Regions from separate parts of the Homo sapiens genome. Here region 1 is linked to region 2. A link is a loop called in an ENCODE intact Hi-C map of the cell type or tissue named here. Cell type or tissue: heart left ventricle. All regions are shown on one strand. Each heading gives the region's core, and the rest is flanking DNA. Links, peaks and the distances in the headings are about the cores only. Region 1 overlaps ASTN2 (astrotactin 2). Region 2 holds the start of LOC105376238 (a long non-coding RNA gene).

Region 1 (16,309 bases), core at 3,072-11,071, 50 kb before region 2:
AAAGAAAGAAAGAAAGAAAGAAAGAAAGAAAGAAAGAAAAGAAAAGAAAGAAAGAAGGAAAGGTCTCAAACTCCTGGCCTCTAGTGATCCACCTGCCTAGGCCTCCCAAAGTGCTGGGATTACAGGCGTGAGCCACCGCACCCAGCCCTATCTCCAGAGATTTATAAGACCTGATATATAACAGATGTTCAATAAAAACTCGTTAACTCACAAATGAGAACTAGTGGTAAAGCCAGGGCTAGAACTTCTGACCTCAAGTTCATTTCTGTCATCATCTTATTCCCTCTTATAATTAATAAAACAATAACAGTAACAAATGACTTCTGAGGTGTGATTTCTTTCTTGAGTGAGATACCAATGTGGATTGACCATAATGTAATACAGTAAAATTTCAGTACTGTGGACTCCATTAAGAATGCATAATGCCTTGACCAGCAGCTGGGCTGGCTCATACCTTAGAAGTGTTTATTTATAAAAGAGATTGCTAAGCACATTAGTGCATTAGCAGTGTAAACAAGATCATGGGGGAAATGGCAGAAGACACTTAAGAGAACAAACTGCCTGGAGTCACTTTGGAAGCAGCCATTATGAACAAACAATCACTGTGCTAATTACAATTGCTCTGCTAATTACAATTACTGTGCTAATTACAATCTAACCTTATCTGTTCATAGGTTCCCTAAGGACTTTTCTTTCTGAGCGTTTAGACCAGCCTGAGTTACGGCCTGCATTTGAGTGTAATGAAATTGCGCTTCTTTAAAAATTGTCTCTGCTTCAGATGTCTCAGTGATTCAGATAGGCTTTCCCCTTCTAGAAAAAGAACACAGTCAGGGATTTTGAAGCCAGAAATTTAAAACAAAACCAAAAAAGGGGGGAAAGCGAGCTGTGAAGACAAGCAAAATGGATCTTGTTGATTTTGTTGTTTTAGCACCTCTTGCAGTCTAGAGACACATTTTTAGGTTAGTTGGAGAACATTTGAAATATACTCTGTATAATTTGTTTTCTTCATAAAATGACCAGGTTTGGTATATTTAGAGATGTTAACATTGAGAAAATTTTAAAAAATTAAAGTGGCTATTTTTCTTTCCTCTCTTACCATAAATACGGGGAAAGATTACAGAGGGCTTGTTTAAAAATGGATCCCAATTCCCTGCTCCCCATTAAAAAAATAATAATAATAAAGAACATCTTTCACTAGATCTTAATTTTACTACTTACTTTCTATCCCCAGTCAAACTAATGGGTGTTGATGCTATGAGATTTTTGTTTCAGCGCTTAAGAATAATAAAGCTTCACCCAGGCCAATGTCTTCTCCTAAATGGATTTCTCGCTACTCTTCCAGGAGTTTGTCTTCAACCTTTGACCTGAAGCAGAATGCAGCCCAGCACTCTGCTGGTAAGTAGCTTTCTGCTGCATCCAATTATGGCTGAAATTGCAGCGTGGGCACATAGAGGAGGCTCTAATCCAGGCACCCAACCGTGGCTTCAGCACCTGGGACTTAGCAGCCTGCCTTCAATAAGTGCCTTCTCTGTTGGCACTGATCTCTAAGCATCCCTGTGCCCATCAGATAGCAGAGCGGATGAACACAAAATAACCTTTGCTACATTATGCACCGGGGGCCTATTGGATTGCAGGAGAGGTCTGTCTCCCCTGGCTGCTGCAAAACTGAAACATATTCTCTGCACTTGGTCACTCTAGAGAGGATTATACGCAGAAGACTTCTTTAAGATTCCATGGATCTCTAGTGCCATTGGCCTTGGGACTTGGTTCCTGCTTTCAAACTGGCAAATGGAGGAACAACAATTCTTCATTCTCAGGCATAACCTAGGCAGCTCGTGTTTCCATCTAGCATTTAAGTTCAGTTTAACACTTTGCTATTCAAAGCTGTTCCTCTGTACTCATGGACATAAAGATGGGAATAGCAGAAACTGGGGACTACTGAGGGGGGAAGGAGAAAGGGGACAAGGGTTAAAAACTGAATATTGGGTACTATGCTCAGCACATGAGTAAAGGGATCATTCATTGCCCAAACCTCAGGATCATGCAATATACCCAGGTAAAAAACCTGCACATGTACCCCCTGAATCTCAAAGTTGAAAAAAAAATTTAAAAAGAGAAACAAACAAAAAATAATAAAATAAAACACACATAACAATTAACCCAATCATTCTATTCCTAGGAATTTGTCCTACGGATATATTAGTATGCTCAGACATATATACATAAAATTGTTCACTGAAATACGTTTTGGAAAAGCCAAAAACTGGAAGCAACCTAGATGTGCATGAATAAAGGAGTGGTTAATAATTATATGATTCAATCATTCAACACATATTCAGCAGGAACGGGGGACACAGCAATGAACAACACAGACAGAAATCCCTGCCCTCATGGAGCATATGTTATCCCTACAGTGGAAAAATATGGTATGCCTGAAACGTAGGAGGAAGATCTATAAACATTGATAGCTCTCCAAGAGCTATGAGTAAGTGAAAAACTCAAGGTGCAGAACAGTATGGCTGGCTATCTAGCTAGCTAGATATTTAGATCATATGATCCCACTTGGAAACACATATTTTAATTTGTTTAAAATTCTGGTGAATACAAAAGGAACTTAACGGTCCTTTGGGAAATGGGATTGAGGTCCAGAAAAAACAGAATCTTAAATATGTTTGAAAAACAAACAAAAAAGCTGGTCCTTGGACCCAGCAGCTAATTTGAAATACAGAGCCTCAGAATTTATTACCTGTGGCCTACTGATGCATAATCTATATTTTAGCAGGCAATTGGTTTGTACCTTAGAGTTTGAGAAGCACTGGCATAATTCATGTGTATTGAGTTCTGACTTTAAGCAGATATATGGAAAATTCCCACCTTTAGATAGGGTTTTCATGCATAATAATGATGAGCTATTATTTGCTTCCCAGCTCTTAGAGGATCATATGGTTTGGACCAGGAGTGTCCAATTTTTTGGCTTCCCTGGGCCATGTTGGAAGAAGAAAGAATGGTTTTGAGCCACACATCAAATACACTAACATCAATAATAGCTGATATGCAAAACAAAACAAAACAAAACAAAAATAAACACCTTTTTTTTTTTTTTTTTTGAGATGGGGTTTCACTCTTGTTGCCCAAGCTGGAGTGCAATGGTGCAATCTCGGTTCACCAAAACCTCCACCTCCCAGGTTCAAGTGATTCTCCTGCCTCAGCCTTCCCGAGTAGCTGGGATTACAGGCAGGCGCCACCAAGCCCGGCTAATTTTGTATTTTTAGTAGAGATGGGATTTCTCCATGTTGGTCAGGCTGGTCTCGAACTCCTGACCTCAGGTGATCCACCCACTTCGGCCTCCCAAAGTGCTGGGATTACAGGCGTGAGCCACCGAGCCGGGCCAAAAACCTCATAATATTTGAAGAAAGTCTACAAATTTGCATTAGGCCACATTCAAAGCCATCCTGAGCCACATATGGCTTGCAGGCTGTGGGTTGGATGAGCTTGGTTTAGACCATGTGCATGTGCCTGAGCACACATGTTATCTAGAGGCCATGGAGTGTTTAGAAGAGCAGCCCTTCAATCCTGGCTCCATTATTTACACGCTGTGTGGCCTTGAATGCCATGCTTCCTCTCTCTGGGCTTCAATTTTCTCATGTAAAGCGTATGAGCATCAATCTGCTTTGTCAACATGTGTCATGGGAGAAATATCTGCCTATGCCCCTCAAACACAGGCTTTGAAAGGGATAGAAAACAGTTTTACAAGATGGGTTATGCTTTAAGGGTATTGGGAAATGAACAGAGGATGTGATGTGGTGATAATAGGGGAAGAAAATTAGGACAGGTAGTAGGTGAGCGAGACTGATGTGCAGTCCAGCAAGGCTTGCTGGTTAAGCTTTATGCTGTTTGAAAGGGCCTCCTTTCCTATTGGGCAAGTGGCACTTCTATGCTTATCGTTAAATGTTTTTGTTTTTGTTTTTTTGTTTGCTTGGTTTTTTCAGATGGAGTTTCACTCTTGTTGCCCAGGCTAGAGTGCAATGGTGCAATCTCGGCTTACTGCAATCTCCGCCTCCTGGGTTCAAGTGATTCTCTGGCCTCAGCCTCCCATGTAGCTGGGATTACAGGCACCTGTCACCACACCCAGCTCATTTTTTTTGTATTTTTAATAGAGACGTGGTTTCACCATGTTGGCCAGGCTGGTCTCGAACTCCTGACCTCGTGATCCACCCGCCTCGGCTTCCCAAAGTGCTGGGATTACAGGCGTGAGCCACTGCACCCGGCCTTATCAGTAAATATTTTTAATATCACCCTAGAGGTGGGAGATTAGCACACCACTGCAACTTTTGGATCTGGGCCCAGGCCCTTTATCAAATTCCACATAGTAAATATGAACACTTAAATCCCACATTCCTAATAAGATGTGTTTCATTACAGAATGTTCAGACAGAAAAAAAAGGATGTCCCTATAAGGGACAGGTGACAGAACACACTGGAGAGATTATGTTTTCCCGAGGCTGTGATTCCACACTGCTAGCTGAGCTGTCCACTTCCCATGACCCTCACCCCCAGAGCATGAAGGGCTGAGCTTCTGCCCCTATCCTGGGCATTTGATGAAAGCACCATGTTTACCAAAACATGAGCTGCTTAGAAGAAGTTGAGAGGATAACCCTGGCTCCAGTCCAGAAATAAGTTTTGCAGGGAATGAAAAAAAACCCATCTTCATCTGCTGTATGGCTCCTGGAACTGGGGGGAAAGGAATGCAATTTAAGGCAGAGAAAGGAATGGTTATTGGGATCCTACTGTGTGCTGGGAGCTTTGCTTATTTGCCTGTTAAATCCTTGCCAAAGCTCTTCAGGGTTATTTTAAGGTAAAACACCACTTTATAGTTGAAGATCTTGAGATTACTGAAGTTAAGAAATTTATCCAAAGCCACACAGCTTGGAAAGGGCAGACACGGGATTTGGACCCTGTTAGTTTTTAACAGCAGCACACCAGCCAGGAAGAGGATCTAGTCCCTGCATAATCCTGCACATGCAAGTGAGCTTTGCTTACAGCTCCTCCTTAGTGATGAACCTGGCAGCCCTCTATGGCACGTGGGACTTCTGTCTGCCAAGGACAGATATGAAACAGGTTCCAATTCCATTTAATTATCTCAACACCAGGAAGTGGGCATTGTTACTATTATTCTTAATTTAGGGATGGGGGAAATTGAGGCTTAATGAAATAATGTGTCTATAGTCACACAGTTGGCCAAGCTGGGACTCTGAGTCCAGAGCTGGCCTCTTAAATACAAAGTCATTGTATCCCAAAATTGTTGGATCATGTGAACCACTTGGAAATACTGGTAAAAATTCGCTTTCCCGAATCCCTTTTCTGGGAAAAATGGTGGGTCTTGGTGCAGCCCCACGTGATTCTTATGATCAGGTGAATAGGAAAAGCTTCCCTAAGCTCCTGGCCATAGGAGTTGAGTAGCAAAAATGCTATGTTTTGTGTCAGATGCTCTCAGCCTCTATCTGATATTTGCATTAGCCTTAATTTACAGAAGAGGCCACAGAAACCAGGGAGAAGAATGGCCAAGGGTGATACAGCAGGAAATGGCAGAGCAGTATCAGAAACTCATAGGAGCAGAGAGTAGAATTGCAGTTGTCAGGAACTGGGTGAAGGGAAAAATGGGGAGGCAAGGACTAAAGGGCACAAAGTTTTGGGAACAGTTTTATTATGCAAGATAAATAAGTTCTGGAGATCTATTACATAGTATAGTCCCCATAGCTAACAATACTGTATTGTAGACTCAAATTTCACTAAGATATGTTAAATGTTTTGTTTTGTTTTTTGAGACAGGATCTCACAGTGTCACCCAGGCTGGAATGCAGTGGTGCCATCATGGCTCACGGCAGCCTTAAATTCCTGGGCTCTAGTGATCCTCCCACCTCAGCCTCTCAAGTAGCTGTGACTACTGCTGCACAACACCATGTTCAGCTAACTTAATTTTTCTTTTTTTTTTTTGTAGATATGTGATATCACTATAATCCTCAGACTAGTCTTGAACTCCTGGCCTCAAGCAATCTTCCCATCTTGGCCTCCCAAAATGCTGGGTGTTAAATGTTCTTAGCATAAAAATCTAAATAAACAAAGAGGGTGGGAGAAAACTATGGAAGGTAATGGATCTATCTATGGCCTTGACGGTGGTGATGGATTCACTAGTATATACTTATCTCCAAACTAATCAAGTTGTGCACATTAGATAAGAACAGCTTTTTATATGTCAATTATACTTTAATAAAGTGGTTTGAAAAAAGAAAGTTAGCTTTCTGATTCCAGCCCCTATGCTACACCCAACACTGGTCTTGATTCCTGCAGAAGATGTCAGAAAACCTTGGAAACATGGAGCCACACAAAAGAAAAGAGGTTTTTTTTTCTGCAACCAGTTCAGGAGTCAGAATGCCAGGAAAATTCACCCCTTGACTCCTCTAATCCAGCCTCCAACTGCTGTCCTCAGTGCACTTCTAAGATCTTGCCAATGGTCCCTCAAAGAAGGCAGCAAAGTGCTATGTTTCCAAGTGACAAGTTGAGGATTTTGCTAAGAGCTTGAATACTGCAGAATATTGCTCCATAGAGAGGCTTGGGAATAGCCTTGAAAATCAGAAGCTAATGCCTCCTTTTAATTAATGCTGTCTCTACTAACAGCCTCTTTTGCTTTTTCTTATTTCAATGAGATCATCGTCTATTATAAAGCACACAGACCTGAGAGTGCACAAACACAACTTTCCAGGCCTGGTTCTGCCACTAATTCTCTATGGGACCTTGGCATTGGTGCTCCTGTACAGTGTCAGGGTTGGATGCCATGTCTCCAAGGCTTCAGACAGAATATAGTGCAGACAAACAGACTGAGCATTGAAGGACTGGCTTATTCATTTATTAGTGATACAATTTTAGGCAATTTACTTAACCACTGTGAGCCTCAGGTATCCCATCTACAAAAGGGGAGAGTTTAGCCAGGTGCAGTGACTCACATCTGTAACTACAGCACTTTGGGAGGCTGAGGTGGAAGGATCACTTGAGGCCAGGAGTTCAAGACCAGCCTGGCCAACATGGTGAAACCTTGTCTCTACTAAAGATACAAAAACTAGCTGGGCATGGTGGCGCACGCCTGTAATCCCAGCTACTCTGGAGGCTGAGGCAGGAGAATCAGGTCAGCCCAGGAGGCATAGGTTGCAGTGAGCCAAGATCATGCCACTGCACGCCAGCCTGGGCGACAGAGCAAGGTTCTGTCCCAGACAGACAAACAAACAAAAGAGGAGAGTTTGTTCAAATTGTTCTGCAAGGCTTTTCCAGCTATAAATTTTGTGGTTCTTCAGTAACTGAAAGAAAGAAATTGACAAGAGAATAGAATGATGTAGTATAGTTCTCAGAGGCTGCAATATGAAACAGGAGAGTGCTGGGAGCCTTGAAGGCATGACTGTTAAGTGAACTTTGGTGTTAAACCCAGATGCTACCACTTTAGCTGTTTGACTGCTAGGCTAGTTAGCCTAATCTGTCTGTGCTTCAGTGTCCCACAAATATGTCTGTGCCTTTGCTTCTCAGTGTCTTACAATGTGCTGAGATAAGACAGCATGTCTTATCGTAAGATGCATCATAAGATAGCATGTCTCTGTCCAATCCTTTGAGATAGCAATGGGACTTAATTTGACCAGAAATAGAAGCAGAATTTCACTGCTAGGAGAAAGTTATGATAGCCAAGTTTGTTTCTCACTATGAAAGCATTAATGGAAGCACAGAAAGGTGATTCTTCTGTCAGTCCAGATTTCCGAACACCAGAATGGCCAGGGCCCCTGCCATTCAGGGAGAGGCAGGTGGTATGACCAACACATAAAAACTTTCACAGTCAGGCCACTGAAGTTTGAAATTGTTTGTTCCCAAGACACAAACGAATGCATTCTGACTGATACATTCATTTCCTTTTATTCATAAAGCCAAGTTGTTAATGGCTCCTTTGCAATAGGTGTGAAAATATCAAATGAAAAAACACATAAAGTATTCAGCATAGGTCCAGACACATAAAAAATGTACACACCATTAAAGGGGCGGGGGGAGGGAAAGAGGTGGAAGGGAGGGGAAAGAAGGTTTCAGAAGCAGCATGTTTAATTAATCACCTCTTAGGAAGGCACTAGAAAAATCATAGGCCACAACAGCTTTGGAGACCACTTAATAAGAACTGACTCAGTATCCTCAGTGGGGGAATGAGTGAGTGCTACTAACAAACACCAGCTTTCCTTGAATCCTTATAGAAAGCCCTTCAGTCTTGCCAAGCGTGGGTTGTGGGTGCTGAATCCCCAAATCCCACATCTTACCCCAAACTGTCCTCTTATGCTATACAATATGCACATCTGATAAGCAGACAAGATTGAAAAGTCCCTTTCTAATAAATCTCTCATGAGCTCCTCCAGCTCTTTGCAGGTCATTCTTGAGGGCCTATTGGCAAATGCCTACTGCCAGCAGACCCATCTTATTTATGATGAGGCTTTTGCAAAATCTACCACTGTAATTTGCTCAGTCCCCATTCCCAAGCAGCTTTTCCTTCCTGTCATTTCTGAGACACCAGGTTCAATAATAGCTCTTGACTGATGTTTATCTAAATCTCTGCAATCTATAACCAAAGTTTACCTTTCTTCCTTATAGGAATGAAGTAGAATGAATGTGGGTAAGAGAGTGGGGGGGGGGAGAATAAAAAACAAACAAATAAACATCAAATACCACCAATCTTTGGTGAGTTTATCTCACTTGAATAGTCTGTCAATTCCCACACTGATCAAGAGCAAAGGAAAGGGGATTCTGACAGTGACCCTACATGGATCACTGAGACCAACACTTAGCACCGGAAGGGATAAGAAACAACAAAGCTTGACATCACTTAATGGATTTGGGGGCAATTTGGAAGTGAAATCATTGGCTCTTCACATTTCCACAGAACTTGACATTTTACCAAAGGCTTCATTCATGTCAATTTCAACATAATTCCTAATCCAGTGGTCTCTCTCAGCACCATCCAGTCTCTCAAAACAAGCCCCATTCCCTTCCGAGGAATAAACTGTATTTTGATTTTTGTATGAACTGTGTCCTTCTTTCTTGATCTTTTCATGTCTCCTTCAGTCCTTCCGTCTTGCACACATTTCCCCCTTCCCCGCCTTCTGCTGTCTGTCTCTGTACCTCCTTAACTCTGTTCACTGCTCTACATCTCTTCTTAATTCTTTCTTTGCTTGCTGTTCCCTCCTGCTGTGACATAGACTGTTCTTTAGTGTCTCCTCTGTTTTTGTCTCTTTCTCCCTGCCTCTGCTCGGTCTGACTGAGTCTCCTTGTCACTCTTGCCCTGTCTTTATCTTTCCATGTGAATCTCTTAATGTGCACCATGCTTAATTTTTGCACACAGTGCAAACCCTTGGACTGTTCAGGAAATATCACCACATGCTCGCCCCCCAGAACAGGCTGTAGCCTACATGCAGTGACCTGAAGAGGTAGCTCCCCATGGAGTGGTCTTTGCCTAAGATCCCTCCTTAGTTATAAATTTGGTCTCCCCCTGTGGCACCTGGGTCCTCACTCTACACTGAGAACAGGGATAGAACACATGGCTCTCCTCATCACATGCTGATATGGGATATAAAGTAGTTGCATACATCCTTTATTGCAGAACAAGAAACCAGGGAGCACTGGTTTGGGAGTCAGAAGCTAACTTTCAGCATGAGAGGAGTTCCAATCACTGTGAATATTGAGCCAGTTATATTATTTCCTGAGCTTCCGTTTCTCCATCTGTACAAGTAAGGTCTGAAATAGTTAATCTTTAAGTTCTTGTCTAGTTCAGAGACATTACATTTTTAAGCGCTTTGTAAAGCAGAAATCTGGGTTGCTCTTTCAGAGATTCAAGAGAGGAAATGAAAACACAGACCTCTCTTATATCAGCAGTTGCTAGGTGGGGTGATCTAGGCAGGGGCAGGGAGGAGTACAAAGCAGAACTGCAGCTGTCACACAGGAGACACTAGCTGGTAGAGAGTTTGATATCCTAGGCCAGCCAATTGTCAGGAAATGAGGCATATGGTGAGACGGCTGGTGGCAGTACTTGCTGGCTACTCTCTAGGGCTGGACCAGAGATTACTTAGAGGAGGGAGGAAAGGAAGTAGTAGGAGGAGAGAAATGACAACTGCATTTGATGCTGAAATATTTGCAGGCTTTCAGGAATGTGAAGGACAAAGGAGCTCCATCCTCCCTGCTGTCTGGAGCTCAGGAAGGGAGACTTGAAAAAGATAAATTTACGGCTGGGCGGGGTGGCTCACGCCTGTAATCCCAGCACTTTGGGAGGCCAAGGGGGGTGGATCGCGAGGTCAGGAGTTTGAGACCAGTCTGGCTAACACAGCGAAACCCCGTCTCTACTAAAAATACAAAAAATTAGCCAGGTGTGGTGTGTGCCTGTAATCCCAGCTACTTGGGAGGCTGAGGCAGGAGAATCGCGTGAACCTGGGAGGTGGAGGTTACAGTGAGCCAAGATCATGTCACTGCACTCCACATTCCAGCCCAGGCAACAGTGTGAGGCTCTGTCTCAAAAAAAAAAAAAAAAAAAAAAAAAAAAGAAAGAAAGAAAAAGAAAGAAAGAAAAGAAAAAAAGGAAAAGATAAATTTAGACCCATCAGAAGTGGCTTGCCTTTCCACAGTGGGGAGGCAACTGACTTAGCATGGTTCCAAGAGGATACATGGTCTGGAGATGGAAATAATTGCAAAGAAAGTTTAGCTGAAGCCAAGGACGACAGAGCTTAAATGGAATAGATTGCTCTAATATAATGGTGGTAGTCTTGGGAGTTTTCTAAATCTTGAGGGTCATCAAAAGAGAAAATCCTGGTCTGTTCACTGTACTCCCCTCCATGGGCAAATCAGGGCACTTAGGCTCTGGCTGTTCAGAGGCAATCCAGGGTTGAGAAGTTGGAAACAATTAGCAGAGTATTTGAGGCAGAACAATGACTTCTAATGGACCTAAAATTGTGTCTGGGACTGGACAGTCAGTCCTAGGCCAGCCTTTAAGGGGCCATGTTCTTTCTTTCTTTCTTTTTTTTTTTTTTTTTTTTTTTGACATGGAGTCTTGCTCTGTCTCCCAGGCTGGAGTGCAGTACCACTATAGGCTCACTGCAAGCTCCGCCTCCCGGGTTTACGCCCTTCTCCTGCCTCAGCCTCCTAAGTAGCTGGGACAACAGGCAGCCGCCACCACGCCCGGCTAATTTTTTGTATTTTTAGTAGAGACAGCATTTCATCATGTTAGCCAGGATGGTCTCAATCTCCTGACCTCATGATCTGCCCGCCTCAGCCTCCCAAAGTGCTGGGATGACAGGCATGAGCCACCACAACCAGCGGTGCCATGCTCTTTCTCACTGACGAGTCTGTTGGCCGTGGGAAGATAAGCACTCCAAGCAGTCAGGAGAACTGAGAACGTGGGCTGGTCCCACAATGACTTGCTTTGTGACCAAGTCCTTTCCCTGCATGTAAAATGAGATCCCAGGATTTAATGAAGTTTGTTCAGGATCTAGCCTCTTACTACCCATGTGGATCCTTCTTTTGGACCAAGCTATCCTTCACACAACAGAATGGTACATTGGCTCAATTATCAAATGCCAGCCACTCTGAGAGCTGCTGTGAGAAATGAAACTCCATAAAACATACAATGTACCTATGGAAATGGCTGGCTTCTGTTAAAAGCACCCCATTTTAAAGATGAAGCAGTAGAATTATGCTTCTCATGGGTGGGGCTGGGATTTGAAGGCATGTTCATTGGCAGTCTGTTTTCTTGACTCCCACCCTTGCTTATCCATATGTCTGGGCCTTTGCAGGCTCCTTCCTGGACAGGAAAATGCCCTTTAACTCTTATCTGTCCCAAGAGGCACTATTCTTTGCTATCACTTCAAACCTCAGTTCACAAACTTTGTCCTTTGAGAAGCCCTTTATCTTTCCTTCTAATTCCTTTCAACAGGCTTCCATGGGAACTCTTTGGAAACCATCGTCTTTCCTTGGAACACTGCTTTGCAAATTAAATTTTTCTATTTTTTTAAAACTTGTGTGTGTCATCTTGCAAGCTTTTAAATTTCTTCCTCAAAGAGAAGGAATAATTCCTTTATTTTTTTATTTTGTATTCCAAGCAACATTATTCTATCCATGATGTTGCTCAAGACACACTTTCATAGACCATTAAAATTATAGAAAACTAGTATTGTAGAATCTCAGCATTGAACTGCAATTCATCCAGACTATCCTTAAATTTTTCCCAGAGCTTTTCCTGATTTTTGTTCTTTTTTTTTTTTTAAATAGAGACAAGTGTTCACTCTGTTGCCCAGACTGGATTGCAGTGGCATGATCATAGCTCACTGTAACCTTGAATGGCCAGGCTCAAGTGATGGTCCTGCTTCAGCCTCCCAAGTAGCTGGGACTACAGACATGTACCACCAAGTTCGAATAATATATATATATATATATATATATATATATATATATATATATTTTTTTTTTTTTTTTTTTTTAGACGGAGTCTCACTCTGTCATCCAGGCTGGAGTGCAGTGGCGTAATCTCAGCTCACTGCAAGCTCCGCCTCCTGGGTTCATGCTATTCTCCTGCCTCAGCCTCCTGAGTAGCTGGGACTACAGGCGCCTGCCACTACGCCTGGCTATTTTTTTGTATTTTTAGTAGCGATGGGGTTTCATTGTGTTAGCCAGGATGGTCTCAATCTCCTTACCTCATGATCCGCCTGCCTCAGCCTCCCAAAGTGCTGGGATTACAGGTGTGAGCCACCACACCCAGCCCAGTTTAAAAAAAAAAAAAGTTAGCAGAGATGGAGTCTTGCAAAGTTACCTAGGCTGTTCTCAAACTCCTGGGCTCAAGTGATCCTCCCACCTAGGCCTCCCACAAGTGTTGGAATTACAGGTGTGAGCCACCATGCCTGGCTCGGAGCTTTTCCAGTAAAGTAGCATTCAGTCTCTGCTTGAGCAACTGAGTCATGGATCCACCTGCCAACGATACCTAAAGTGTCAGAGGGGCCATTTCTATCTCCTTTTCCATCTTATGCCCAATAACCAGCATGGTATATGAGAAAGAGGAGATTCTCAAAGAGTATATGATGATTACAAGGATGAACGGTTTTAGTGAATTCACATCTCCATTCTCATTCTGTAAAATGGGAGTAAGAGGGTATGCTGAATTGAAATACAAGAGCAAGGTTTTAGAGTCAGCTGGAGTTACATCTGATTCCTGACTCTACCTCTTACTAGATGATGATCTTGAGAAAGTCACTCAACCTCTCTGGATTAATTTCTCAATTGTAAAATGGAGGTCATAGTGCCTCCAGTGATTCTAATAATGAAGCTAAAATGAAATTATCTTGGCTCTCCTACTTCCTAGAAGGGAGTCTTTGGAAAGCTACTCTAGATTTCTCTTTCTCTTCTGTATAAAAAGGATGATAATGACTCCTGCCTCACAGGATCATTGTGAGGATTACATAAGTTAATAGACAAAAAATACTTAGAAAACCCTTTCGTGTATGCTGAATTAATGTTAGTGGACATTATTATTGTTAGTAGTTAGTAGTAAAGAACTTGACACAGAATAATTATTAATAAATGGTAACCATTTATTACCACTCATAATACAATTATCACTACTATTAGTAAGATGATGGAATGGAAACAATGATTATTATAATGGTGACTTATTACTAGTTCTGACTTTTATTGATATGACCTCAAATGATTAGGAGAGCCTTGCTTTGTGATAATATCTTTTTTTTTATGCAAACATGGTTAAAAGTATAATGTGTGTGTGTACGTGTGTGTGTGTGTGAGTGTGTGTTTAGATAATCCTTCTCCATACATACAACAAATCTCACTCTACTAGCTTATGGTTCTTCAAGCTTTGAGGCATAAGTAAGTCACCACTTAAAGTTTCTCTTCTTTAGGCAGAACAGTTTCAACTGTCCAAAAACCCTTTACCAATATCTTGCATCTTTAATCCTCACATAATCTGGCCAACCTAGCCGTCACTCACTATTGAGTGAAAAAAGCAATTTCTAAACAGCTTTACTGGGATTTGGGGAGTGTGTGTGTGTGTGTGTGTGTGTGTGTGTGTGTAGGCAGACAGGAAAAAACAGAGAGAGAAAGAGAGAAGTAGAAATTTTAAGAGCATTCAGGAAAATGTTAATTCTAGGTATTTCTGGGTGATGCGATTTTTATTTTCTACTACATTAAATGTCCTTATTTTTGAACTGCCTGAACAGCATGCATAAAATACTTATTTTTCAGTAGACTGAAAGATTAATTAATGTTTTTCAAAATGCCATTAACTGTACTTATATGATAATTTAAGATTGAATTTAAAATGTGGGGCTAGAACTAGGAAAATGGCAAAGTGGGACAAATATATGCTAGGACCATGAAAAAGAAACCTTATGGAATAAAGTTTGATGACTTTCCACACTCCTTAAGAGGGTACCTGTGAGCTTAAAGTGATGCTGGCCAGAATAACAGGTCTCTACCCCATTGTGCCCATGGCTTCCTCCCTGTGCCCAGGTTGTTTGTCAGTGACTCAGACAAGCAATGTGCAAGTATCTACAGCATACCTAAAGGTCATCTGGAAGACTTGGCCTTGGTTCACATGCTGGGTCCGGTTGTTGTAACCATGTAGCATCTCTCCAAAGAGGGTATCATTGAATTTGGAGTCAGGTTTGAGGCACTTGGGGCCCTCGCAGACATCTGAGAGCATTAAGCAGGATTTTCCATCAGGAGCCAGTTTGTACTCCTCCACGCAACTGTATGATAAAACAGAGCTCAGAATTAGCTTCACATCCTGAATGCCCCCATTGGGGGTGACCTAAAACCAAGGCCTCCTTTCCCTGCAAAACAGGTCAGAGTTTAGGAAGGAGACAGCTATTCTACCTGGAATCTATCTAGGGCACAGATGTCTAGAGAGAAGCACATTAATACTGCAAATTGGTAAATTCAAGGAAAGTCATTTGTGACATTTTGGAGGAGTCAAGGGGACACCAGCGTGCACGTTCACACACAAAGCAAATTTAAAGACTGTTTCCCATGAACATACAGACTTTAAAAAGCATGACATACCAATTCACAGGGAATCATCAACTAGTGTCTCAAACCAGAATCTATTCCCAGTACATCTGTCAACCAAGGTTGAAGACTGTAGCAAATACAAGGTTTTTATCATCCTGGTAGCTCAGAGGTGAAACCTTCCAGGACCATGGACAGCACAAGGCTTCTGTTCACTTAGGGATTTTAGCAGCCTCCGTTGGTCTAACAGCCAGAAAAGCCCTTGACAAGCCTTTGAGACAGGGGTGGCCTCATCTATGGACAAAACAGGCATCTGAATAAGGTGTGGAAACAATATTTGCAATTTGAAAAGATTTGCAGTGACAAATCTCAGAGAGGCATGGGCTGGAGGGGATGGGGATGGTTGGGGCAAGAAATCAGAGATCTCAGCCCCTGAAAAATCATTCCAGAAACTGGAATTCTATGAGTGTCTACCTTTTCAAAGTTCAGCGCTAAGCACTAGGAGTATGGTGCACATAAATAAGACAGACAAGAGAATGGTCTGTGAGATTGGACAGACCTGTACAAATGCCATTTTTCTCCTTGTGACCTATATGAACATGAGTGAGTCATTTAACTTCTATGATCCCCAGTTTCCTCATGTGTAAAATAGAGTAGACACTTCTACCTTAATTCAGTAGGATGCTATAAGGTCACATGATACATTGGCCACAAAAAAAACAGGAATTGCAATATACTTAACACAATAATCATAATAGTGGTAGTAATGGTGTTATTTCTATTTATTGAGCATGTACTATTCACTGAACACTTTATGTATTTATTATCTAACCATGAAGAAAGAAAGAGTAATATCATAATTTCTGCTTTACACATAAGCAAAATAAGGAGCCAAGAAATAAAGCATATAGTACTGTGAGTAAGTAGCAAAGTTGATATTCAAATTCAGTTCTGTTAGAAAAAGGGATGTTTGTCTATTTTTGTCTCCTCCAAATCTAGTGCTTTCTATGTGCACAAAATGACCCTGGTTGGTATGTCAGTTTGAGAAAGTAAACAGCAGGCAATCTCTTATTTGCCTTTTTTCAAAGGGTGTAGCAAAGATTCATTGAAGCTAACCGCAAAGGGACTCAGGAACTCAGATGGGAGAAGGAAGAGGCTCTGTATGGTGGTTTGGAAAGAAAATGTACACAGGTTGTGGGAACCAGTAGCTGATGCTACAGATATAGAGCTGAACTGG
Region 2 (16,309 bases), core at 3,126-11,125:
CGAGGCTGTCGGATCACTCGCGGTTAGGAGCTGGAGACCAGCCCGGCCAACACAGCGAATCCCAGTCTCCACCAAGAAAATACGAAAACCAGTCAGGCGTGGCGGCGTGCACCTGCAATCGCAGGCACTCGGCAAGCTGAGGCAGGAGAATCAGGCAGGGAGGTTGCAGTGAGCCGAGATGGCAGCAGTACCGTCCAGCTTCGGCTCGGCATGAGAGGGAGACCGTGGAAAGAGAGGGAGAGGGAGAGGGAGAGGAGACTGACTCTAATTTTATTTTTATTTTTTGTAGATATGGAGTCTTATGCTGACCAGGCTGGTCTTGAACTCCTGACCTCCAGTGATCCTCCATCTCAGCCTCCCAAAGCCCTGGAATTACAGGTATGAGCCACCATGCCCAGCAGTAGTAAAGATGAAATGAGAGGTGAAAATAACGAGACTAAACACATAATGAAAGCCAGAATACACTGTCAGTCACAAAGAATAGACACAACTGTGAATGAAGTCTGACTGAGCCACTTCCTCAATGTGTGCCCTGGCTGTTCTGAGTCTCAGTTTCCACAATTTATACATTGGAGAAAATAACTCCTTCCTCACTAGGCTTGTGAGAGGATCCCAGGAGGTCATTTACCTGATATGTGCCTGATGCCTGACAGGTGCTCACTAAATGCTAACTGCTATTGTAGTTACCTTGTTACTTTCTCCAAATAGGACACATTCAGGGAGAAATGTAAGGGAACCATATACAGGGAAATGGTTAGGCATTTCTTCCATGCCTACTTTTCCAATGAGGAAACTAAAACTCAGAGGTCAGGTGAGCTGCCTTGGGTCATACAGCAAGCAAGAGTCTGACTGAGCCCACCACTGAAGGCCCCCTGACTATGGGGCCAAATGAGGTTCTCTTTTCCCTGAACCACATGGAGGTGGCTTGTCTGTGGTGTTACAAGTGGTTCAGACTGGCTAGTGTAACACAGAGATTCTGAGAACCTTGTGGGAAGGGCCCTGTAATGAGTTATCGGAGGACTTTGGTGCTTTAGGGACAGAGAGGTTGCTTGTGGCATAGTCTTGGATGTACAGATTAGGTACAGCATCTTGGGAAGAAGAGATAGGGAAAGATGCAAGGAAGGAAATGAAATGCATATTTATTATGCACCTACCATAAGCTGGATGTTTCCCAATATGCTATCTTTTTTAATCCCCACAAAACTCAGAGGACCTCTAAGATACAATATACTCATTTTACAGGCAAGGTTATTGAAGATCACACAGGCTGAAGAAGGGCTGCTGAATTCTTCAATATGAACCATCCCTTTGATAAGAAACTGAGTGGGCCTGGTTCTTCTCATCCCAGGAGAGCTCTGGTGTGCTTCCTGGCATATAAGTGAGTGGGAAAGGCTCTGCCAGTCCCCAGTCCCCCACCCCTCTTGCCACTCAGCCTCAATCTGTCAACCAGGCCAGCTAGCCCGTCTATTAATGCTGACATTGATTTGGATCAATCAAGATCCCATAATTACTGGGAGTTTTAATCAACTCATGCCAATTCAGCTGCCGCTCAATTTGTGCTGGACTTCGGTGCTCACAAGGAGGGAAGCGGCGAGGGTGGGGTGGGGCGGGGGGAGGGCATGCAAAAAGGATTACAGGGATCAATAGTCCTTGGTAATGAAGGACAGCAGCTGCAGGCACCACCAGGGGGCCTGAGACTTCAGAGTGGAGGAGACAGAGCCTGCCCCCATCCCCCAGGAGAGCTCCCTGGCAGAGAATGAAAACCACGCCCCTGCTTCACCTCTGCCTACACCTGGATCTGGAAACCACTTAGGCACTACCAGGCAGCACCTGTTCTCTGCAGGGTCCAACCCTCAGTATCTCTCTCCACATTTTGCCCTCAGCCAGGCCTGGCCTCCTCTTCCTGAAGAATCTTATGTATCCTTCAGAGCCAGCAATCCCATTACTGGGTATACATCCAAAAGAAAATAAATCGTTCTACCAAAAAGACACACGCAACCGTGTGTTCATTGTTGCCCTATTCACAATAGCAAAGACATGGACTCAACCTGTGCCCATCAACTGGTGGATTGGATTTAAAAAAATGTGGTGTGTATACACTTGAAATACTATGCAGCCATAAAAAAATCATGTCCTTTGCAGCAATATGGATGCAGCTGGAGGCCATTATCCTAAGCTAATTAACACAGGAAGAGAAAACTAAATACCGCATGTTCTCACTTATAAGTGGGAGCTAGGACGGGCGTGGTGGCTCATGCCTGTAATCCCAGTGCTTTGGGAGGCCAAGGTGGATAGATCACCTCAGGTCAGGAGTTTGAGATCAGCCTGGCCAACATGGTGAAACCCCATCTCTACTAAAAATACAACAAATTAGCCAGGGGTGGTGGCGGGCACCTGTAATCTCAGGTACTCGGGAGGGTGATGGGGGAGAATTGCTTGAACTCGGGAGGCAGATGTTGCAGTGAGCCAAGATCGTACCATTGCATTCCAGCCTGGGCAACATGAGCAAAACTCTGTCTCAAAAAAAAAAAAAAAAAGTGGGAGCTATATATTGGGTACTTATGGACATTAAAATGGCAATAATAGACACTGGGGACTACCAGATGGGGGAAGGAGGCAGGGAGGTGAAAGGGAAGAAACAGGTGCAAGGATTAAAAAACTACTTATTGGGCACTACGCTTAGTACCTGAGTGATGGGATCAATTGTACTGCAAACCTCAGAATCACACAATATATCCAGGTAACAAACCTGCACATGTACCCTCTGAAGCTAAAATAAATGTTGAAATTATTTTTTAATCAAATTTTAAAAAACTCTGTAAATTATTTCTCAGCAGTCTCTGTGGTTATGTTCCTGAGTTCAAAAAGCAGAAGAATGCTGAGGAGACAAAAAAATAAAAATAAGATTAATCCAGATACTGTCATTTCCTAGCTGTGTGACTTCAGGCAAGTCACTGCACTTTTCTGGTCCTGTTTTTCCTGTTCTAAAATAGACTCAATAATAAATAACCGCCTCCTGGGATTGCTGGGAACATTGAGTGCTGTCACGAATGAAAAATCCTTGTGTGGAAGTTCCTTCTTCCTTTTGATGTCCCACATCAGAAAGAATCAGTTTTCTTTTTCTCCCATGTTCATTATTCTTCTCCTAGCACAAGCTTTATTCTGCCAGGTGGGACGGTTTCTGGGTCACAGTCTGTTTCCCTACGAGTCCACAGCTATTTGGGGACAGGGACTGTAATACACACAGCTTCCTTTTCTCAGTCCAGCACGTGGGAGGGAGACAAGCCAGTATGCAAGGCAAATGTGGCCTTTGGGGTCAAGCAAGCTTGGGCTTGAATCCCACCTGTCTTTGCCACTTACTAACCATGTAATGTTAGCCAGTCACTTCGTTAACATTTGAACCTCAACTTCCTCAAAGTAAAATGAGCCTAATTACACCTACTCAGAATTGCTACGGAGGAAAAAAAAAAAAACAAAAAGTTAGACATTTAATGTCCCTAACATAGTATCTAGCACAATGGTAAGATCCTGATTGTTATAAAAGTTGCTATTATGATTATTATCACTCTTAATATTCAGTGCTCAGTAAATATTTTTGGAATGTAATAAAATGTCTGGTTGTATTGCTTAGTTTTGGCTTGAGTTCCAATGAAATACCAACAGGCCATTATCCCCACATGCCAGCCATCTGTGCAGCCTTCAACACACACTTACTGAAGACACCAGAAAGGAAATTCAAATGCTTTCAGGACACACTGTGGGCCAGGCACTATAGGAAGTGTTTTCCTTATACTGCTTTGCTGAAGGCCCACACTTCTATGAGATTGCTGTTATTGCTGTTATTAGCTTGATGTCTGCAGAAGAGAAAACTGAGGCTTTGTGGCTGGATATGTCTTTCCTTGTAGTTCTAGCAGAACCAGGGTGCAAACATGGGGGCGTTTGACTCCAGGCCCCTGCTCTCTCCACTGTACCATACCATTCTTTCTTTTTTTTGAGACGGAGTCTCACTGTGTTGCCCAGGCTGGAGTGTGGTGGTGCGATCTCGGCTCAATGCAAGCTCCACCTCCCGGGTTCACGCCATTCTCCCGCCTCAGCCTCCCGAGTAGCTGGGACTACAGGCGCCTGCCACCATGCCTGGCTAATTTTGTTTCTCTTATTTTTAGTAGAGACGGGGTTTCACCGTGTTAACCAGGATGGTCTCGGTCTCCTGACCTCGTGATCCGCCCGCCTCGGCCTCCCAAACGTACCATTCCTTTCTTGTGGAGGCACCAAGAAGTAGAAAATGTGAGAGTTCCCGACTTCAGGAAGAATCTAGACCAATGGTAGAGATCAGGTAAATTCCCAGAGGGAGAAAAGTCATAGTTCAAAATGGCTTATGATAAAAAATGTGCCAAACAACAAAAAACAACCTGATTAAAACATGGGCAAAAGACTTGAATAGACATTTCTCTAAAAATGATATACAAACAGCCAATTGGCACATGAAAAGATGACCAAAATGATTAGTGAATCATTAGCGAAATGCAAATCGAAACTACCTCACCCTCATTAGGATGGCTGTTACCAAAAATTCAGAAAATAATGAGTGTTGGTGAAGATGTGGAGAAATTGGAGCCCTTGCACACTCTTGATAGGATTGTAAAATGGTGCAGCTGCTATGAAAAACAGTATGGAGGTTCCTCAAGAAATTAAAAATAGAACTACCATATGATCTAGCAATTGCACTTCTGGATATATATCCAAAAGCCCTGAAAATAAAATCCTAAAGAGATATTTATACACCCTTATTCATAGCATTGTCATTCATAATAGCCTAAAAGGTAGGAACAACCAATGTTCATTGACAGATACATATACACACACAATGGAATATTATTCAGCCTTAGAAAGGAAGGCAATTCTGACACACGCTGCAGCATGGATGAACCCTGAGGACATTATGCTAAGTGAAATAAGCCAGTCACAAAAAGACAAATACTATATGACTCTATTTATATGAGGTGCTTATAGCAGTCAAATTCACAGAGATGGAAAGCAGAATGGTGGTTGCCAGGGGCTGGGGGAAGGGAGAATGAGGAATTATTTAATGGGTATAGAGTTTCAGTTTTGAGAGATAAGTGCTGTAGATTGGGTGTACAACAATGTGAATTTGCATCACGCTACCAAACTGTTCACTTCAAATGCTTAAGGAGATAAATTTTATGTTATGCATATCTTATCACAATTAAAACAATTTTAAAAATGTATTTTAATAAAAGGGAAGCAGAGAGTGAAAGGCATAATGGTTCCTAACTTCAAAGAAAATCTAGACCAACTGGAGGGACCGGATCAACCCCAAGAGAGAGATAAGCCATGTTTCAGGATGGTTTCTGATCAAGAGCAGTGCTGCAATGACAGCATGCTACTGCGTGGCTGGGTTTGCTCACACACACTGATCACAGCTAATTATCTGAATATATGCTGGCTACTTTTCCCATTAGAGGAGTCCCACGTAATTAGGGGACACAGGTTACCATCCTTGCTTTGGGCACATCCCTGCCCTTCTCTGGCCGTCAATCTTCCTAACTGTCCAGTGAGAAAAGTGGTAGCTGGTCCGTAAGGGGTCTCCCATCTTGGACATTCTATGGTTCTCTGCCAGTGGTCAATAGGAATTCCAAGGGAGGTAGGTTCTCGCAGTAGGCAGCACCTGCTCTAGTGCAAGTGGCTTGGGAACATGCTTGAAGCTTTCCCCTACAGCCTCTTAAAATGGCTGGTCAACCTTTTGGTGGCAGTCGCGAAGCCTTCTGCACACAGCAAGGGTTCAGTTCAACAAATGCCTATTCAGAACCTGCTGTCTTCCAGGAATTATAAAGCCTTAGCTTCATTCTCAAAAAAAAAAAAAAAAAAACAAAAAACAAAAAACAAAAAACAAAAAAAAACATATATTCTAATGGGGGGAGAAAAGTAAGTAAGCACATTCTTATAGTTCTCAAGGTTTTGTTTTGTTTTGTTTTTTGAGATGGAGTCTTGCTCTGTCACCAGACTGGAGTGCAGTGGCACAATCTCGGCTCACTGCAACCTCTGCCTCCCTGGTTCAAGTGATTCTCCTGCCTCAGCCTCCCAAGTAGCTGGGACTACAGGCACACACCACCATGCCCAGCTAATTTTTGTATTTTTAGTAGAGACGGCGTTTCACTATGTTGGCCAGGATGGTCTCAATCTCTTGACCTTGTGATCTACCCGCCTTTGCCTCCCAAAGTGCTGGGATTACAGGCATGAGCCACCGTGCCCAGCTGAGGATTTTTATAAGCACCAAGGGCTGAGGCAAGGGAGGCCAGGGAACACTTTCCTAGGAAAATCTGCCAAGACTCCTGAGGAATGTCTATTCAATACCTATCTGGTGATGATAATAAATAGCCTTTGTGTAGCTCATTAATAATAATAATAGCTAACACTTAATGGCACTTATCATGTGCCAGGCACTGTTTCGATGTGTTTTGAATATTAACTCATTATGTGCACAGCCTGATGGTATAGGAACTACTAGTCTACTCATTTTACAGAGAGGGAAACTATGGCACAGACAGCTTTAGGAACTTGTCCCAAGGAAACAAGGCAAGTGAGTGGCACAGCCAGGATCTGAAGCCACACTACGCTGCCTTTTACAATGTGTTAAGCTTTCTAAGTTACTTCCTCATCTGTTATATTTTTCTAGCCTCATGGAGAGAGGTGCTGACGCCATTTGGAAGAATAATATCCTGAGGTGCAGAGATGTAAGAGAACTTCCCAAGATCATACAGTGATTAGATGTGGGGCGGGACAGAGGCTCCACTCAGGTCTGCACTGCTACAAAGCTGTACCCTCTGGGCTGATGGCATGGCTCAGTGAAGGAGCTCTCTCTGTTCCCAAGGCAGAGGCTCTAACTGTCTTCACCTGGGTTCAAGGCGCTGGGAGGAAAATGAACATCTGTTGTGTACCCCCCATACACCAGACACACTGCTAGGCTATGCTAATTTATGAAATCTTCCCAACAACCCAGAAAAGAATGCACCATTATTTTCACCACTCACAGATGGAAAACAGGCTTGGAGAGGGAAGATGACTTGCTTCAGGTCCTCACCATAGATGCTTGGATGTCTTTCTGTTTTCAGAAGCCTCATGTCCTATTACTTCTCTGAGTAGCACAGAGCCGAGGGAATTTTGCTACAGATCAAGTGCAGGGAGGTATTTGGGGAAAATAGCTTATTGTGACATTGCCTGAGCACTTGACTATGAAACCAGGTCTCCTCCTAAGAGCATTGAATGTGCATTAACTCATTCCCTCCTCAAAGCAAACCTATGTGGCAAACACCAAACACCAATATCATGCCCACTTAACAGATGGAGAATCTGAAGCGCAGCACGAAGAGGTGTATTAACTTGATGAAGGTCACACGGCCAGTAAGTGGTGGAGCCAGGAAGCCTGGCACCTGAGTCTCTTTTCTTAGCCCTTCCGCAATACTTCCTCATACAACAACCATGTAAGGTAGTGTGACATAGGAAAAACAAACTCAGTTTCTCCTGTGATACCCTCTCACCACACAATCAACACAGAACACTTCTGTGACCTCTGGTCACCAAGAAGTGTGTGGCAATTTCTCTCTGGCAGCAACCAGTTCTCTGGGAGATCTTTCAGCAGACACCAGCTGGGTGTCCTCTAATTCAGTTCAATTTTGACACTATCTAACTGGAGATGGTGTCAGATCCCACAGGTTGAGTACTCAGTCCCATAAGACTGCCTCCAATTTCCACTGCCAATTCCAAGCCCCAGGTTATTAAACCTGTGCTTCTGATGACCAGCTATAAATCAGGGTTCCCACAATCCCTTCCTTGGGTTTCATGAACTTGCTACAGCAGCTCACAGAACTCAGGGAAATACTTATGTTCCCTGGTTTATTATAAAGGATATACCAATTATCACCAGATGGAAAAGTTGCACAGGGCAAATAATGTGGGAAGAGGCACGGAGTTTCCATGCCCTGTCTGAGCACATCGTCCTCCAGGAACCCCCATGTGTTCTACTCTCTGGAAACTCTTGAACCTAGTCCTTTTGGATTTTTATGCACACTTCAATACTTAGACAGCATTGATTAAATCATTGGCCACTGGTGATCAACTTAACCTTTAAGCCCTTCTCCCCAGTTCAGAGGTTGGGGGTGGGGCTAAAAGTCCCAACCCTCTAATCTTGTCTTGGCCTTTCCTGTGACCAGCCCTCACCCTGAAGCTACCTAAGGGTGGATAGCCATCAGTCAACTCATTAGTATACAAAAGACACTTATCACTTTAATGATAACAAGAATTTTAGAAGTTATATGCCCAGAAACAGGGATAAACACCAATATATATTAATTTGCAGGTACTATTATTTCACCCTTTTTTTGAATACTGGGAGATTAAGACTTAAAGAGGTTTAAAGCAACTTGTCTCATTACAGAGGAAGGGATCGAGACAGGATTTGAACCTGTACAGCTTGATACCAAATAACTTGTGCCTAGCAGTGAGTTACTTATTCAGGGGTCAGGGCCAGGCCTTCATTAGGGCAGGCTGGACATACGGACTTTTCCATGCTGCTAGGTTTAACAGGCTGGTATCGCTTCCCCATCTCTTGTCACTAAAAACTCAATTAGCAGCTTGAGGCTGTGTCCTCACATCACACCTTCTCATTGATCACTCAGACTGTGAGTGAGAAAGATTTTAAAGCTGGTTGGCTTTGCAAAGCATAGAGCAGCAACCATTGAGCATATGCTTCTGTGGGTATATATTTATTCAGCTTATGTTGAGTATAATTTTGGATGGTATGCATATTTTATTTTTTGTTGCAGAGAGCAATTTAAAAGAAGAAAAAAAATCCTTCTCTGAATGGAGACAGATGCCATATATGTTGGACCCTCAGGGGATTGAAAAGGATGAGGTTCCCAAGTCCAGTGTTCTGGGGACGGACGTGGGTGGAAGGAAACTCACAAGTGATGGGAATCCAGGATCAACTGCAACACCCACAGCAAGGCCAGCAAGGCACTAACCACCCAGTCCAGGGCAGGGCCCTTCAAGGTTTTATTCCCAAGGCCTCCCCAGTAGCCTGTCTGACTGTTCTCTACATGCTATTTACTGAGTACTAAATATTGAGTGATGGGTGAAGTGCACATCATCCCCCTTAACTTTCCCCACAACTCCATGTTGAGATGCTGTTGTACATATGAGAACACAGATACTACATTGCCCAATGTCATCAACTAGAACAGCAGGAATCTGTGTGCTGGGAAGCCAGACCCCAGAACCAGTGCTCTCAAATCCCCACCAATGTCATCTAGTGGTTACTGGAGTCCTTATTTTGGAGTCCTGATATCCATGCTACCAATTCCTATCTGAGTGACAATGAACATGTCACTTCCCTTTCTGAGTTGGCTTCCACACTCACAGGATGGAGACTGAGATACCATTTTGCTAGGGTGTTATCAAGATTCAGAGATCCAAAGTTACACTTAAAAGTCATTTGAGACATTTGTTCTTTTTTTCTACCCCACCCCCTGCCTAAAAGGTTCTCCTCTTACCCAGGATGAACTCAAGATGTAACATTTTAAAATGAGCCTTAGGAAAAAACCTGCAAGGGTTGGTACCAGCTGGAGAAAAATAAATACGCTCATGTGGGTGCCAAAGATTCAAAAGAGAGAAGCAGCAGCCCAAACCAGAGTCTACACCAGAGGGAATCATTATGGAAGGAGAAAGTTCATCCTATCATTGTGCAGAAAGGAAGGATCCATGTGTGACTCTAGGGAGTAGGATCCAAAGCATCATTTTCTAGCTCTGTAAATAGACTATGGACTCTTTGCTAGTTAGGACACAGTATCTTTCTAATGTTAGGGCCCAGAAGAGGGTCTTACACAGCAGTACTTAGTTGTTGAGCTCTGAATGCAGCTAAAATTCAACTGTGGGTTGTCTAATAACCAGTTTTTGCTTCAACCAAAGGCAAGTTTGATCTAGTTTGATAAGATGTGCTAGATGCTGGAGAATCCATTACCAACAGTCAAGAATCACATAAAAGAGCTGCTCTATGCATACCTAAGTGGGAAAACTGTAAAAAAAACATGATTAGCATAAAAGACAGGGTCTTGGCCACTTCCAGAAGGGAGGACAGGGTTACAATTGGAAATGGAGGCATGGTGGGTGTGTTGGGGGAGGGCTTATGGAATGCAGGCAATATTCTATTTCTTGACATGGGTGATGGTTTAGGTGAGAATTGCTTAATTCGTATCAAAACTGTAAATAATGTTTTACATATTTTTCTATATATTATATTGCACAGTAAAATTGCTAAACATCTATCTATCTATCTATCTATCTATCTATCTATCTATCTATCTAGTTATCTATCTATCTTATAGTAAATCTACTAAAAGGACATGTCAAAATGTTAGTAGTAGCTATTTGGAGGTGACATGACTATGGGTGATATTGTTCTTTATTTTTTCTCTATATGTCCTAAATATTCTTGTATGTGCATATAATAATTTCATAATTAAAAAAAAACACGTTTTAGTTGAATTGCTTCATTACCTAAATAAGGCAACAACAAAAACGTGAAGGTCAGTTCCACCACTTCTGCCTGAAATTCCTCCAATGGAGAACCTCATCTTCTCCCTAAGGTTCAATGTGCATGAAAGAACAGCTCTGCAGAGTAAGTTGAGGGGTGCCAAATCCCACTGGCTCTTATATAGGCCTATCTGCAGTGTCTTCCCCCTCTGGAACCAAGTACATCTTTGACTTAGGTACTGTGGCGGGAAAGGGAGATGCCCCAGAGAGAATCAAGTTTAACTCTGAATTTGTAGGAAGGACAGGAGCATAGCTGAGGATTCACAGTAAACAGAGTCATGTTGAGAAACAGGGTCCCTTCATCACCTCGGACTGTATTATCCCCATGATCATGGGCCTGAAAAATCACCTTTCCCTTTCAGTGATGATGAAGAAAATTTCTGAAAACCAAGGAAAGCCAGAAAAGGCTACTAAGTTTCCTAGCTCAACAAGCTCCTCTCTACACAATAGGACCTGATCTTAGGAAGGGAGGCCATGGCCCTGGGTTTTGCTCATGCCTGGCTACTTTCACTGGGTCCGGCCAACAATATTGTAAGGTGCAGGGATCATTCCCATTTTATGGATCAGATTAGAGGGGCTCAGATACATTCAGCAATTTGTCCAAAGTCACACAGCTTCCCAGTTACAGGGATGGGATTTGAATCCAACTCTGAATTATGGACAAGTCTATTCTTTTTACTGGACTGGAATTCTGATTAACTAGCCCATCTCTCTCTAGGAACGTCTGTCACTCAGTTCGGGTAGAATTTTCTCAATGAGGAGAAAGGCTATTGAGTGTTTGATGAAACCTTCTCACTGTTTGCTCCCTCAAGGGAAAGGGATTTCAAAATACCTGGGCTAGTGGGTCAAGACTTCTTAAAGCAGGGATCAGAGAGAAGCTGGAGAATACAGGCAAAAGGATACCTTTATTATTTGTAAAATTTAATAACAATAATAATAATGTCATTTGTCATCCATTTATCCTCAAGACCTATGATAAAAGACAAAAGAATGATGATAAAAATAAAAGCATGTTATCCTGGGTGGAAGAGAGTCCTACACTGGAATTTCAGACACCTGGGTTCTATCCAAGCATAGCTCTTGTGCTCTTTAGCCTCAATTTGATCATCTTTATTTATTACCCAAGGGGAAAATACACACACACACACACACACACACACACACACACACACACGGTTAAGATCAAGCTAGGAAGTCAGTTGTCCTAAAAAGAAAAAAAAATTGGAAAAGCTCTAGGAAAAGCAGAATGTGTAGTTCTGACTTAGAAAATTGTCCCGAAGAAACACAACTGTATGCTTTTTATGCTTCCATTTTTAAAATTACATATATAAATTCTTATTTATATTTGCATATGCATAGGGAAGAAGTGTATGGAAGGATATGTATCTATCTATATATACACCAAACCGTGGCACATTTATCTAAAGTGGGTGAGTAGTTAAGAAAGGGGGCCTTGAGTTTTTTTCTTTATACATTTCAACACTGTACAAATTTATTTTATTTTATAATGAGAATGAGCTACTTTTAGAAAACCAAAAAAAATTTTTAAAGGAAGATTGATGATCAGATGGAGAAAATACCTTATGAATGCAAAAATTCTATTATTATAATTAAGATGAACACAATTATTCCAGCTTTTCGTTTCAGAGCTAAGGAGAAGGTGTCTGATGATCAGCATTCTGATGCCTCAGGAGACACTCACTGGTGCTTGGCACAACCACTAAAAGTTCTGTAGTCATGGCTTCTGACCTCCTCAAACCCTCAAGGAGACAGCAGACCCACGGCCTCATTTACTCTCCTCTGCATTGCCTCTTGTATCTGGACCCTCTCTCACAGACACAGTGCACACCTCACTGGACTCCACTCCCACATGTACTACATTTATTTTATCACTCTCCTGATCAGAGACCCTTTAGGCCAAATACCCTAGCCCGCCCTTGGGCTGCACTCTGAAAGAAAAGCAGCACCTAAAACAGTGTGGAGCACCAGATGCTCTATTGCTCCTTTTGAAAAAATCCATCCCACACCTTCACCCAAATCATGAAACACTAATACAATTTGAAAACTGTCCTTACAGACTTCTGGGAATCTCTTCTAAAGAAACAGCTCAAAACACAGAAGGTGGCTTCTGCCCAAAGGTGCTCAGAGCAGCACGGTTTATAATAGACTAAATCTGGAAGCAATCAACATGTCCAACCAGAAGACAAAGCAAATGCTGGGATGTTCCCCTTCATGAAATATTAGGCAATATTAGTGATATATATGAATTTGTCCTGGTTAAGGGTTTTGTTATCAACCTGCTTTGGCCCAATTTGGCCCGAATTCCCTGCTCTAGAACTGAGTAGCTTTGTGGTCCTGAGCAAATTACCTAAGTTTTCTCTGGCTCAGTTTTCCCATCTGTAAGAAAAGGGATAATAATGAGATCCACCTCAGAAGCCTTGAATCATAGCAAGCATTCAAACAATTTTAGCTCTCATCATTGCCACCACCACCATACTCAACCCTGCATGAGATATCAGATAATAATAATAGCAACCATGTTTTGTGCCTGCTTAGGGCCATGTTCTAGCCCATTGCGTATGCATTCTCAGTTAGTCCTAACAGCAGCTTTGGCAGGCATAAGTAGTATTATCCCCATTTTACTCAACAGGAACCCAAGGCTAAGAGGCTTTAAGTAACTTTTCCCAAAGTCACATGGCTAGTGAATGACAAGGTAAGATTTTGGCCCAGGTTTCTCTGATGCTAAAAACTGTGTACTTAAGCACTATAGTGTCTTCCCAAAAGTAGGGGATGGTAGTGGGAGATGGTAGTGGGAGCAGTGATTTATGCAGGGCTTGCAGACAACAGTTGGGAAAACTAGGAGTGCAGCTTCCATTTCCTGCCTCCAATTTGGGGCTTCCTTCTCTCTTTTTTTTTTTTTTTTTTTGAGACAAGTCTCCCTCTGTCCCCCAGGCTGGAGTGCAGTGGCACCATCTTGGCTCACTGCAAGCTCCGCCTCCCGGGTTCACGCCATTCTCCTGCCTCAGCCTCCTGAGTAGCTGGGACTATAGGAGCCTGCCACCACGCTCTGCTAATTTTTTTGTATTTTTAGTAGAGACAGGGTTTCACCATGTTGGCCAGGATGGTCTCGAACTCCTGACCTTGTGATCCGCCTACCTCGGCCTCCCAAAGTGCTAGGATTACAGGTTTGAGCCACCGCGCCCGGCCTCCCTTCTCATTATTCCCCCCCCACCATTATTTCAGGAATCAAAGGGTAAAACCCATCACTTTGGAAAAAGGGGGGCTGCTTCCTGACTTTAACAGATAATGACTTCCACACAATAAAACCAGCTTACCAGAAATACCATCAGACCCAGCAAATCCAAGTCCCAACGAAATAAAATAAGGGGAAAAATAGAGAAGGCTTCAAATGTCATGAGAAGAAAAAAATATTTAATGTCATAAAAGGGTGCATAGGCTTTATGAGAATGCCACACACAATAATCTTGGAAACCCTATTACCCCACCTACCCACCCAGCCTGCTCCAAATTCATAAAGGAAAGATGCAAATGCACTGATTGGAAAGATGCAAATGCTCCTGATTGAGGAGCTACTCCCTCCTTTTCATTTCCCAAACTTTGAGTCCTGTGTGCAGGCATTGAATCAGTGGACACAGTACAGTTCCAATTCCCTTCTTTACTGGCTATTCTTATGTCCTTTTCCAATACAGTTCCAATTTCCTTCTTTACTGACTATTCCTATGTCCTTTTCCAATACTTAGCCTCTTTAGCTTCCTCTGGATCTCTTGGATGCAGTGGAGGAGAAATAAATACTGGACATTGATAGAGGGTAAAGAGAAGAAAGTGCCCCTCTCTTCATGCTTCCTGACATTGGGGACATTCGCCTTATCCCTAGGGAACTATTCTCAGCCTTGGGAGGGTGTCTTCTGATGAATTAAGAGAATGAGCTTTGGAGTTTGACAGAGTTTGGAGTTTCCTCTGCCTTTACCTGGCTGGTTGGATTTGGGCAAGTTTCTCATACTTTCTGACTCTATTTCCTCATGGATAAAATGGGAGTAATAATAATGCTTTCCTTATAAGGTAGCTGTGAGGATTTCCAGGGCCAGGCACATAATTAGTACTGAAATGTTCTCTCTATATATCCGTATCAGTAATACTAGGCCTGATATTATTTATAGCATTTATTCATTTATTTTTTAGTAGCTTTAATAATATTAGGCCTAGTATTACTGATCAAGGTATTCAATACATATAGAGAATTCTCTGTCTGTGAACCTATTTGACTAGAGGATACTTTGATGAAGACACCATGGGGGCGATATGTCATCCTGTAAATCCTGTTTTGCAACCCAAGAGCCTGAAGTTATTCCCATAAAGACACCTGCCTGCTGCCTTTGCATCTTTCTAATAATTTTTAAAAAGAAAAATAGGGCAACCATCAGTCCTCTCATTTTGGATTTTGGCAAAATCTGTCTCAGTTGTCTTCTGAATCTATCATACCCCATGTGGCTGATCTACAGGGATAAATTTAGCTTTGAAAGTCCATTTCTGGAAAGGAAAAACAAGTCTCCAAGGGCTAGATCCCATGGAGGCTCAGCCCAGCTGCACCGTGTAGGAGGGTTACATGCCCAGGCAGGCAGGGCTGGGCTTTCCCTGGTCAGCAGTGCCTGGGCTGTGCTCCAAGGTGATTTCTCACTCTGCTGACTCTTCTTGCTAGTCTTCCCCACCCCTCTTGAGTTTTGTTCCTTTAATTACACTGCAATTGAGTCATTAAGAGGGGGAAAGGATGAGGAATGGAGAAAAGCCGGTCTCTCTCCCCTACTGAACCAGATTCCAGCTTTTGCCTCCCTCTGAGCAGTGCTATAAGGTTCCTGGCCTATACTAAATGGAAATCCATATGTTTATTCATCTTGACTTTTAGAAAGGCAGCTCTTGTTGTTGTCTCTCAGCACCTGTGCAATCAGGGATCCTATGATCTTTCCTAATATCTGGCAGGCCAGATGGTTTTTTAGATCAAAATGAAAAAAGAAAAAGATGGGGCAGAGGCGGCAGAAATGTGACTGGGTGATTTGTAGGGTTGAGGAGTGTGGGATTGGTTTGAGATTGTTCTAGAATTCAGAGCCAGGGCTAAGAACTGACCACAGAGGCTCCTCCTGAAAGACACCATCACTCTAAGACCCAGCGAGTATGCAAATCCTTCCACTTCCCTTAGTCCTTTCTATGAAGGCCTTGACTATTCGATGTTGCCCCTCCTTTCTATCCTTTCCCATTATTTTTCTCCACATATCCCAGTTTCCTACCAGATAGTTTCATTTTTCTCATGTGTGAAGTGAAGGTAATAATAATATCTGGCTCATATTATTACTGTGAGCATAAGGTTGGTTAAAAGAAGCAAAGCACTTAGAACCGTGCTTGGAACAGTCTTTGTATGGATAGTTGCTTTTATATTACTAGCTTTTCTTTTTTGTAAAATGGACATGATAGTTCCGGGTAGGTGATAATTATAGGCATTAATTGCCATGAACATAGGCAAAATAACACATAGTAGGTGCCCAGTGAGTGCCAGTTCTCTCGTATGACCACTCTTTTCTCTGCAATATTCACACCAATCCTCTTAGAGAATTTTCACACAGAGAAACAAAGTGGTTTGTTCAAGATTATGCTGCAATCCTGCTGAAGTCTGTCTTGTCTTCTGAAGGGGCTT

The links. Peaks named below come from ENCODE experiments on the same cell type or tissue, not always from the same donor. Only the 100,000 strongest peaks of a DNase experiment are listed, where the experiment ranks them.
Region 1: a loop joins it to region 2, with 5 times the contacts of the local background. A loop is called at or near these places in 4 of 110 quality-filtered maps.

The regions. Positions count from the first base shown.
Region 1 is chr9:116,791,008-116,807,316 of GRCh38, forward strand. ASTN2 (astrotactin 2) reads right to left here. Exons shown (of 23, transcript NM_001365068.1): 13 at 14,625-14,813. Among named protein-coding and RNA genes, the nearest start is that of TRIM32, 110 kb to the left of the region's middle. RefSeq lists enhancers at 8,998-9,742, 10,735-11,236. In heart left ventricle, for the core only: no CTCF peak of the experiment used is centred there; no DNase peak of the experiment used is centred there.
Region 2 is chr9:116,841,140-116,857,448 of GRCh38, forward strand. The region is part of intron 11 of ASTN2 (astrotactin 2); the gene reads right to left. It overlaps LOC105376238 (a long non-coding RNA gene), which reads left to right and starts at 4,180. Exons shown (of 2, transcript XR_930275.3): 1 at 4,180-4,333; 2 at 6,695-7,247. LOC105376239 (a long non-coding RNA gene) reads left to right here. Exons shown (of 4, transcript XR_001746552.2): 3 at 290-378; 4 at 1,243-1,989. RefSeq lists an enhancer at 1-198. In heart left ventricle, for the core only: no CTCF peak of the experiment used is centred there; no DNase peak of the experiment used is centred there.